Linked DNA regions of Mus musculus: region 1 is linked to region 2. Evidence: chromatin contacts called from ENCODE Hi-C or POLR2A ChIA-PET data. All regions are on one chromosome and are shown on one strand. Each heading gives the region's core, a stretch centred on a gene start or an enhancer-like site at or near the end of the contact. The rest is flanking DNA. Distances are from core to core; before and after follow the strand shown.

What was found. A loop is a pair of places that touch in the nucleus more often than their neighbours do. ChIA-PET counts read pairs that join two places held with the same protein, here RNA polymerase II (POLR2A).
Region 1: a loop to region 2 is called in a map of heart, with 2.8 times the contacts of the local background. The contact joins the promoter of Sall1 here to the enhancer-like site in region 2. A Hi-C loop is called at or near these places in 1 of 37 maps with a recorded cell type or tissue (heart). POLR2A ChIA-PET finds 5 or more read pairs at or near these places in 1 of 5 experiments (embryonic stem cell).

Annotation. Positions count from the first base shown.
Region 1 is chr8:89,040,650-89,044,373 of GRCm38, reverse strand. Sall1 (spalt like transcription factor 1) reads left to right here and starts at 1,512. Exons shown (of 3, transcript NM_001371070.1): 1 at 1,512-2,022. The coding sequence starts at 1,947. Gm3134 (predicted gene 3134) reads right to left here and starts at 3,131. Exons shown (of 3, transcript NR_166639.1): 1 at 2,578-3,131.
Region 2 is chr8:88,920,329-88,924,319 of GRCm38, reverse strand. No RefSeq gene overlaps it. Among named protein-coding and RNA genes, the nearest start is that of Gm42034, 82 kb to the right of the region's middle. Within about 2 kb of position 1,304, at least 1 of the 3 ENCODE cell types and tissues checked has a DNase peak (open chromatin) inside an H3K27ac peak, as active enhancers do; it is heart, where a contact is called at or near this core.

The DNA.
Region 1 (3,724 bases), core at 263-2,762, 120 kb before region 2:
GCTCTGCTGTGAAGGCTAGTGCCCACTTCGCGCGAGCCGACTGTGTCACGATCCAGACTCAAAGGCGCTCCAGAATTGGGGCGTCCTTATGAGCCCTCTCCTCTCCTGATCGCGAGATAGGGCAAGGATTGTGTATCTGCACCCCTCCCCCGCCTCCACCCCCATTACTCAGCCGAAGTTTAGTTAGTTTAGTCCTTCGGGTGCAGGACTTCGGGAACCTCGGCGAGCGGAAACCCCGAGGCAGGAGGAGGTCTAAACTAAGCCGAGGACCAAGCCTCAGGTTCGCAGGCGCCCAAACCCGGAAGAGGGAGTACAGGGCCCGGATCCCTGGGTCCCGTGAGCGGGTAAGAGAGGCTGGCTCCCAGCTCTGGGAGAGAAACAGAGAGAGATGGAGAGAAAAGTTTGGGCGCCGCACGTAGCAAGTGTCGGAAAAGTGAAGGCGAGTCACGGCGTAGCTAGCAGGGCAACGAACAGGACCCCCCCTCCATGCTCACTCACTCCGGGTAGCCACCTCGTCTGCGACGAGGTGGCGGCCTCCACCCCTAGGACACGGAGCACTAGGGTCCAGGGTAGAGGCGGTGCCTAGGGTCTGGCTCCAGCAGCACCACCCAGGCCAGGGGAGCGCTGCTTAGCACAGAATTAGCTGCGCCCCTCCCCTCCCTCCCGCAGAAGCTGAACTCGGAGCTCAGGCAGGTCCTTGCTCTCCACCCGCCCGGAGCTTGGCGGCGCCACGGTGGCCGCCGCCTCCCCGCGGAGTGACGCGCCCTGCAGCCAACCGGGGCGGCCGGGGGGAGGTTCGGGAGGGGGTCCTGGGCGGAGCCGAGCCGCCCCCTTATCCCACGGGCTCGGGGCGCTTCTCCCGAAAACTTCAGCCCTAATTGTCCCGGGAATGTCCAAGGTAGAGAAAGGGAGCTAAGGAGCCAGCAAGAGGCTGGAGGGTCGCCGCTCCCAGGCAGGGAGAGGATGGGGTGGCGAGAAAACTGCCCCTCCCCCCAAGCCCCAAACCCATCACGTCCCCAAACCTTTCCTGGGTCCTCTTCTCCGCACCCCCGCGAGCCCGGGATCCTGAGAGTGGAGAACTCTGGGCGAAGGATCTCCGAGCCAGGCGGCGGGCAGGCGGGAGGGAGGCCCGGCAGCGAGCGGGAGGCGGACTGGCGTGGGGCTGGCTCTTCCCCACTCGCTTTTTTTTTTTTATGAGAGTGGGGGTGGGCTGCTTTCTGGTAGCTCTTAAAGAAAATGAAGGAACACTCACGAAATGGGGCGCCCTCTCCTACCCCGTCCCGCCACGGGACTCCCTCCCCCTCGCGGGCCAGTACGCAGCGCGGGAGTTAGGAAGTTCGCCGCTCGCCCGCAGCCTGGGTCCCCAGCCCCCGCCGCCAGCCCCACCCCCACGCGGCCCTGCTCCGCTAGGCTCCCGGGCGAGCATGCTAATTCGGGTCGGCCCAGCCCGGGATGGAGGGCGGGGGAGGGGGGAGGGGAACGAGCGGGGGGCGCCGGCCGGGGCGCTGGGCGCGCAGTGGCGAGGAGGCAGGCCCCCGGCGGCCGGGCCGCGGAGTCCCCGGCGGTCGCCAAGAGGGTTAACCAAGAGTCGGGCGGCGCGGCGCGCAGAGCCAGCCCCGCGGCCGGCTTATTGGGCCAGCGCGCGGAGAGACAGGGGTCTGCAGCAAATCACGAACTAATTGATTAAGGCGAGCGGGTTTGAATAGCGCTGGCCCGGTGCCAATCGCCTTTCAAAGAGCCCCTCTATGATTAATCGCAATGCATTATTGATAATCATAATTATAGCAGGACACATGCGCGCTGTGCCCGGGGCCGGGGAGCCGGGGAGGGGGCGGGCGGGCCGGCGGGCGGGGGGAGCCGCCGCCGCCGCCGCTCGATTTCCGTAATTTTGAGAAGATTTTTTTTTAGTAATTTTTTATTCTGCCCCAGCTGATGTTTGAGCCAGCATGTCGCGGAGGAAGCAAGCGAAGCCTCAACATTTCCAATCCGACCCCGAAGTGGCCTCGCTCCCCCGGCGAGATGGTGAGTGCTCCGGCCGGCGCCGCGGACACACAGACACGCACTCACACGCACACTCGGACCCACGCACACGCGGCGGGCCCCGCGCCCACCGCCGCTTTCGCCTTCTGCACTCGGCGCGTCTGATTTTATTTCATGCTTCCTCGATTTCAATTTGCCGGGCCAGGCTTCCCCTGTCCCGGGAGAGCCAGCCTATCCCGGCTGGAGCTTTCCGGAGTTCCGTGTCCTCGACTGGGCGGAGTAGGGTCGACTGGCCGGCTCGCTCCTCCGCCCAGAGGGTCGGAGAAGCCGCGGCCACGACCCTGCCGCCCCGAGGGGCGATCTCTCGGGCAGAGGCCATCTGGAGCTGCCCACGCGAGCTCTCTCCCGCTCCCCGCGCGCCACCCGGGTCCCCGGGCTGGGCCTCTGTCGCCTGGGCCTCACCGCCCAGCCCTGCGGCCAACGTTAAAGAAGTTTACTTCGTCCGGGTGGCTGAACGCCGAGCGCGTGGGGAGCTCTCCGTACCCACCCCCCCCCCAAACTCTCGTTCCCACTTGGCTAGCGGGCGAAACATGGTACCTTTGGGGGTTCCGAGCCGTGAGAACTGGGGGTTGGGGTGGAGGAGCGACATCCTGGGGTCGCGGCCGAGTGCTGCCGGTCGCTCTGGAGACTGACTTAGGGACAGGGAAGTGTCGCTTGGTCCGGCTTCCCAAGTTTGTTCTCCTGTCGTTTCTTTCCACACTTGCACCCATAACCCGTCAAAGTCGGGCTTGGATGTGTGCACCCCACGTATTATGGAGTCCCATCCTTCGGGACCCGTTCTGGTAAGGGTCATTAGACACTTTCTTGGGTCCCGGGTATTAGCCCGCCAGACCCCTGGAGCCAGCCGAGCAATGAAGGCAGGGTTCCGAAAGGACTGAATGAGTAGGGAAAAGTTTGTGTGCGGGAACTGTGGCCTAGAATGGGAGAGACCCGCGCAGGGAACTGGGGTCACTGAGGGAAGACCCCCTCCGACCCCAGCTTGACCTGAACTGTTCTAGGGCAGAGTTTCCGAGCTCCCAGGCCAGAGGCTACGCTCGGTTCCGGGGTCACCGGACTTTGTGCCTGACTCTCCGCTGCGTCGGTTGGAGAGTGACCAGACCCGAGGCTCGGCGGCCCCGGCTGCCCTTCGGGAATCCTCGATCCCGGGCGTGGAGGAAGGAGCTGCACCCCAGCAGAGCTCGGAAGCGTGACCTGAGATCCGCACCTCTGGCCACTACGCTCTGCGGGCGCTGGAGCCCCACATCGCAGGCTCCGTCCCCAGAGGCCTGGCTCTGAGCGGCTCTGGGTGCGGGTACGCGCAGGCAGAGCCAGAGCGACAAGGGATCGACAGCTTACTTCCTCCTCGCTGTTGGGAGAGGGCAATCCTGGCGTGAGACACCTGGACATTTTTTCAGGCGATCTGAGAGCCATTAAGGCAACTGTTTTGCCCAGCACCTTTGGAAGCTCGAAGCCTCACCAGTGTGATTCTCTGAGTCCTCTGGAAGGATCCCTTGAAACACACCCAGTTTCCCACCCCAAAAGAACCGGTTTGAGGGTAAAACCAGATGAAATTAGCCAAGGCCGCAGCAACCACTCGGACTATTTTTGTGGGGTTTCTCAGCTAGTTTCTTAGGCTTTCTGCCGCCCCCACAACAATCTTTCCTAAAGTGAGGCCTTTGCACCGGGATGCTGTTAAAACTTAACA
Region 2 (3,991 bases), core at 55-2,554:
CCATGAGGAATTAGTGAGTGAGTGAGTGAGTGACTTGAATGGACAACTGCATCACATCTGCTCTGCATCAGGACCAGAGTGGATGCGGAGGATCCGCACCATGGATGAGGTGGCACCGCTGTCATTGGAGCTACTACATGTTATTTATAACATGCCAGAGATGGTGGAAACATTTCCCATGCCTTTCTCGGTTATTCACCAGGAATTCCTGTTAACTGACACTGTTAATCTCCACATTTTAGATACAAGGGAAAGGAAAAAAAAAGAACAGAGAGTAATTGTCCAAAGATGGCACACTTGGTGTGTAGAATGAATCTGGTCCATTGACTCCAGGGCTAACTCTGGGCTGTGGTATGAGCATAGAATGGGGCAGATGCTCAACCCAGCTGATGGGTGAGTCATGATTATTAAGGGGAGAGGGATGCCATGGAATATACATACTGTCTACTAGAAGCCAGGAGATGGATGAAGAGGATGACAGGAACAACCACGTGAAAAACAATAAGAGGAAAATGAGGAGGACTATGGATGATGACAACAGCAATGGGAGGAGGATGAAGGAGAGAACAGAGGAGAGAAGGAAGGAGAGGAGCAGAGGGAGGGGGGTGGTGGGGTGCACGAGGAGGACCTTACACCCTGAGAGTTTCTGTACGAAGGAGGCAGCACAGTCTATTTGCTTGTGAATTCATTAACTCAGCCATCTCCCTGATTCCGACCATGTACCAGGCTCTGTGTTGGAGGTTGAGATTCCAGCAGGGGTAGGATGGTACAAAGGTGGTCTGTGCAGGTAGAACTCCTGCCTCTTGCCCCTGGAATTCAGTACCTTATTGGGGGGCAGTGGACATGGCAACTGAGCCATCCCAAGGCTAAGAGAGGAAGGAACAGCTACAAACTTCCTGTGTGTGTGTCCAATGAGGCCTGAAGGGCCACAGAAGCCATCAGCAAAGAAGCTGGAGAAGGGGAAGGAAAGAGTCACAACCTGGATGTAGGAGTGGCCCAGGTTGCTGGTTTGAAGCAAAAAGAAGGGCTTATACTTAGACAAACATAAAATCAGCTGCCCAAAGGCCCCTGACAAGGCAGCAGAGGGGATGAAACTGCCCAGGAACCCAGCGCACGTCTCCTTCAGGTTCCCAAGTCCCTCCTGGGTCATGAGCAGCCCCCATCAGGTCAAACTATAAACATGGCCCCCATTGTATTTCTACTCCGTGTAAGTAGGTTGGTCTCCAGAGGGCCAAGGCAAATATTTGCTGAGCCTGGCACTGCTCCAGCAGGGAGGACAATGTGTAGTCAGGCTGCTGACCTTGCGCTGTTGCGAGACTCAAGAAGCACATGACAACTTTCCACTCTCAAGCTGGAGCAGGGTGGGAAAACGCCTCTTACCCTGGTGCTGGGGAAATGTGACCTGGGGTCCATTCTTTCTCCCTTCTTTAAGGTCCCATTCTAACATCTTTTCCACGTGTGTTTCAGTTTCAACTTAACCTTCATGTTCATATTGTTGCTTTTCCTCCAAAGTCTATGACAGCAATCGGAGTGTGAGCTAACGTTGCTTTGCTGAAAATCCAATTTTCTTTGTTCTGTTTGTTTGTTTGCTTTTTGTTATTCAAGACAGGTTTCTCTGTGTATCCTTGGCTGTGTTGGAACTTGCTCTGTATACCAGGTTGGCCTCGAATTCATGGAGATCACCTTCCTCTGCCTCCTGGGTGCTGGAACTGAAGGCGTGTACCACTATCACCCAGCACAATCCAACTCTTACCCCTGAGTGGTCCAGGGCCAGGGCAAGGCTGGCGACCGCCAGTGGCTGAATCTTAGCTCAGCAGGAAAGAGGGACAATGAGGTTCATGTAAAGAAAATGAAAGCCCCCTCTGCCATTCCAGCCCCACAGTGTCTCTGAGCCACAGTCAGGGAAGGGTGGCCACTGCCTCAGTGGCCACCACCTACTTAGATCCATCCATCAGTTTTTATGTGTCCAAATCAGCTTGTGGAAAATTCACACGAGTTCCTGGATCCGAGGCCAAGACAGGACACTGAGATGCAAGACAGGCTTTTCCTGTGGTGTTAGGAAAACTCCCAGCTCCCCCAGGCCTCTGTTCCAAGCTCTGACCACAGTCTCAGTTTTTCCACCACCTTATCAATTCCTGATAGGCAGGGCTGACTCAGAGGTGGGGGTGGGTGAGGCTCGGCAGGTCTCAACCCCACCAAGCAGATCCTCACTGAGGTTCTGAGCTTCCCCAAAGCATGACATCATCAACAAGGTTGCGTGTCCTTTACCCCTGCTAATCTTGCTGTGAGCCCTATGAGAAGCTGGGTGGACCCTGGGTGTGAGGAACTGGAGTACATAAAGTCACCTGTCAAAGCCTGGCTGAACCCCTAAATCGGAGGAGACTTTCTTATAAGCTCATTTTTTAAAAAAATATTTCATATAAATTATACAAAATAATAGGTTTTATGGCAACATTTCTGCACTCATAGAATATACTTCAATTTTATACCCACCACTGCCCTCTCTCAATGCCCTGCCCTCTAGTTCCTCTTCTTCCTTTGTAGTATGTTCTGCTTTCTCACGTTTTATGGGTTTGTTGTTTTTTTTTTTAATCTAGATTTCAATATGAGAGAAAACACACTGTTTGTTCTCCATAGACTGGCTTATTTCACTTAACATGGTGCTCCATTTTCCTGTAACCATGTGATTTCTCTCTTCACAGTCAAGCAGAGGTCCATTATCTACATGAAGCACATTTCTCCCCATCCCCTCATCTGTGGAGCACCATCCGGGCTGTTTCTATGCCCTGGATATGAGAAGAGTCCTGCTTGGATGTGTCTAGGATTGTCTCGGTGGCGTGCTAGCTGAGAATCCCTCAGCCTGGATCCAGGACAGGGCAGCTCTATTTTCAGCTGCTTGAGACACCCCCATGACGATTTCTACAGGCTAGACCAATTCGCATTCCCACCAACAGTATATAGAGACCCTTTACCCCTTCATCGTTGTCTTGCTGATGGCTGTTCTCACTGAGGTGAGAAGGAGTCTCGGTGTGGCTTTAGCCTGCATCCTTCTCATGGCTAAAGATGTTGAATGTCTTTTGGACATTTCTTCCTCTTTTGAAAAAGGTGTCAGTTCAGCTCATTTCCCCCATTCATGCCTACGATAAATGCTACCAATAGCTTTTGGATATATTGGTACTTATCAGTACTCTCAACAAACATTTCTGGTTTTCACCCCCCTGGCGTTCAGACAGGATTGCATTTCCTACACCTTATGAGTGAGTGGGACCACATGACTAACGGTAGCCAATGACTTATTTAGAGGAAGTGACATATTATTCCTTGGTACTCACTCTACTGCTACTCTCAACGGGGAAGGAAGAAGTAAAATTGGGTCTTCTTGGCTATGCCTTTCTCTTCTAAAGTGCTGAGTGGTGGCATGAGGGTGACAATTGATTCCTTAGATGTCTCGGTGACTTAAATGGATTCAGTACACATGTGGTTTAAACAAAAAGTAAATCTGTGTTGATTTATGTTTGAGAATCCGGTGCTATTTGTTACATCACCATACACTCTTCTCTGCTGACTGAAACACGATATGGAAATGTGGGCTTTGCGGAGGTGACAGCTGTCAAGTCTCAGGACCCCATAGCTTTCTTTCCTCCTTACCTTGTCCCTGTGAACAAGACAAGAGAAGCTCTATGTCCACTCCATTAAATTTCTCTGTCTCACTGTGTATAAGATGAGGCAACCTGCCTCGGTATTCTATGAAGCCCATAGACACTGCACGTAGTGTCTAGCCTTTTGTCTGCACTGTGCTTAGTATATTTCATTGATTCGAAAATGCCTGTTTGCTCGCATCCAACACAATCAATGCCAACTTCCAATTAATTGGCAGTGTTTTTCTTTCTAGAAACATATAAAATAATGCTGTGTCTTCCTTCCTAATGGCGTCTAAGTCACTTAAATGCTAGGGTTGGCATGTGGTGAGTGGTGGAGATGTTTTTTATCT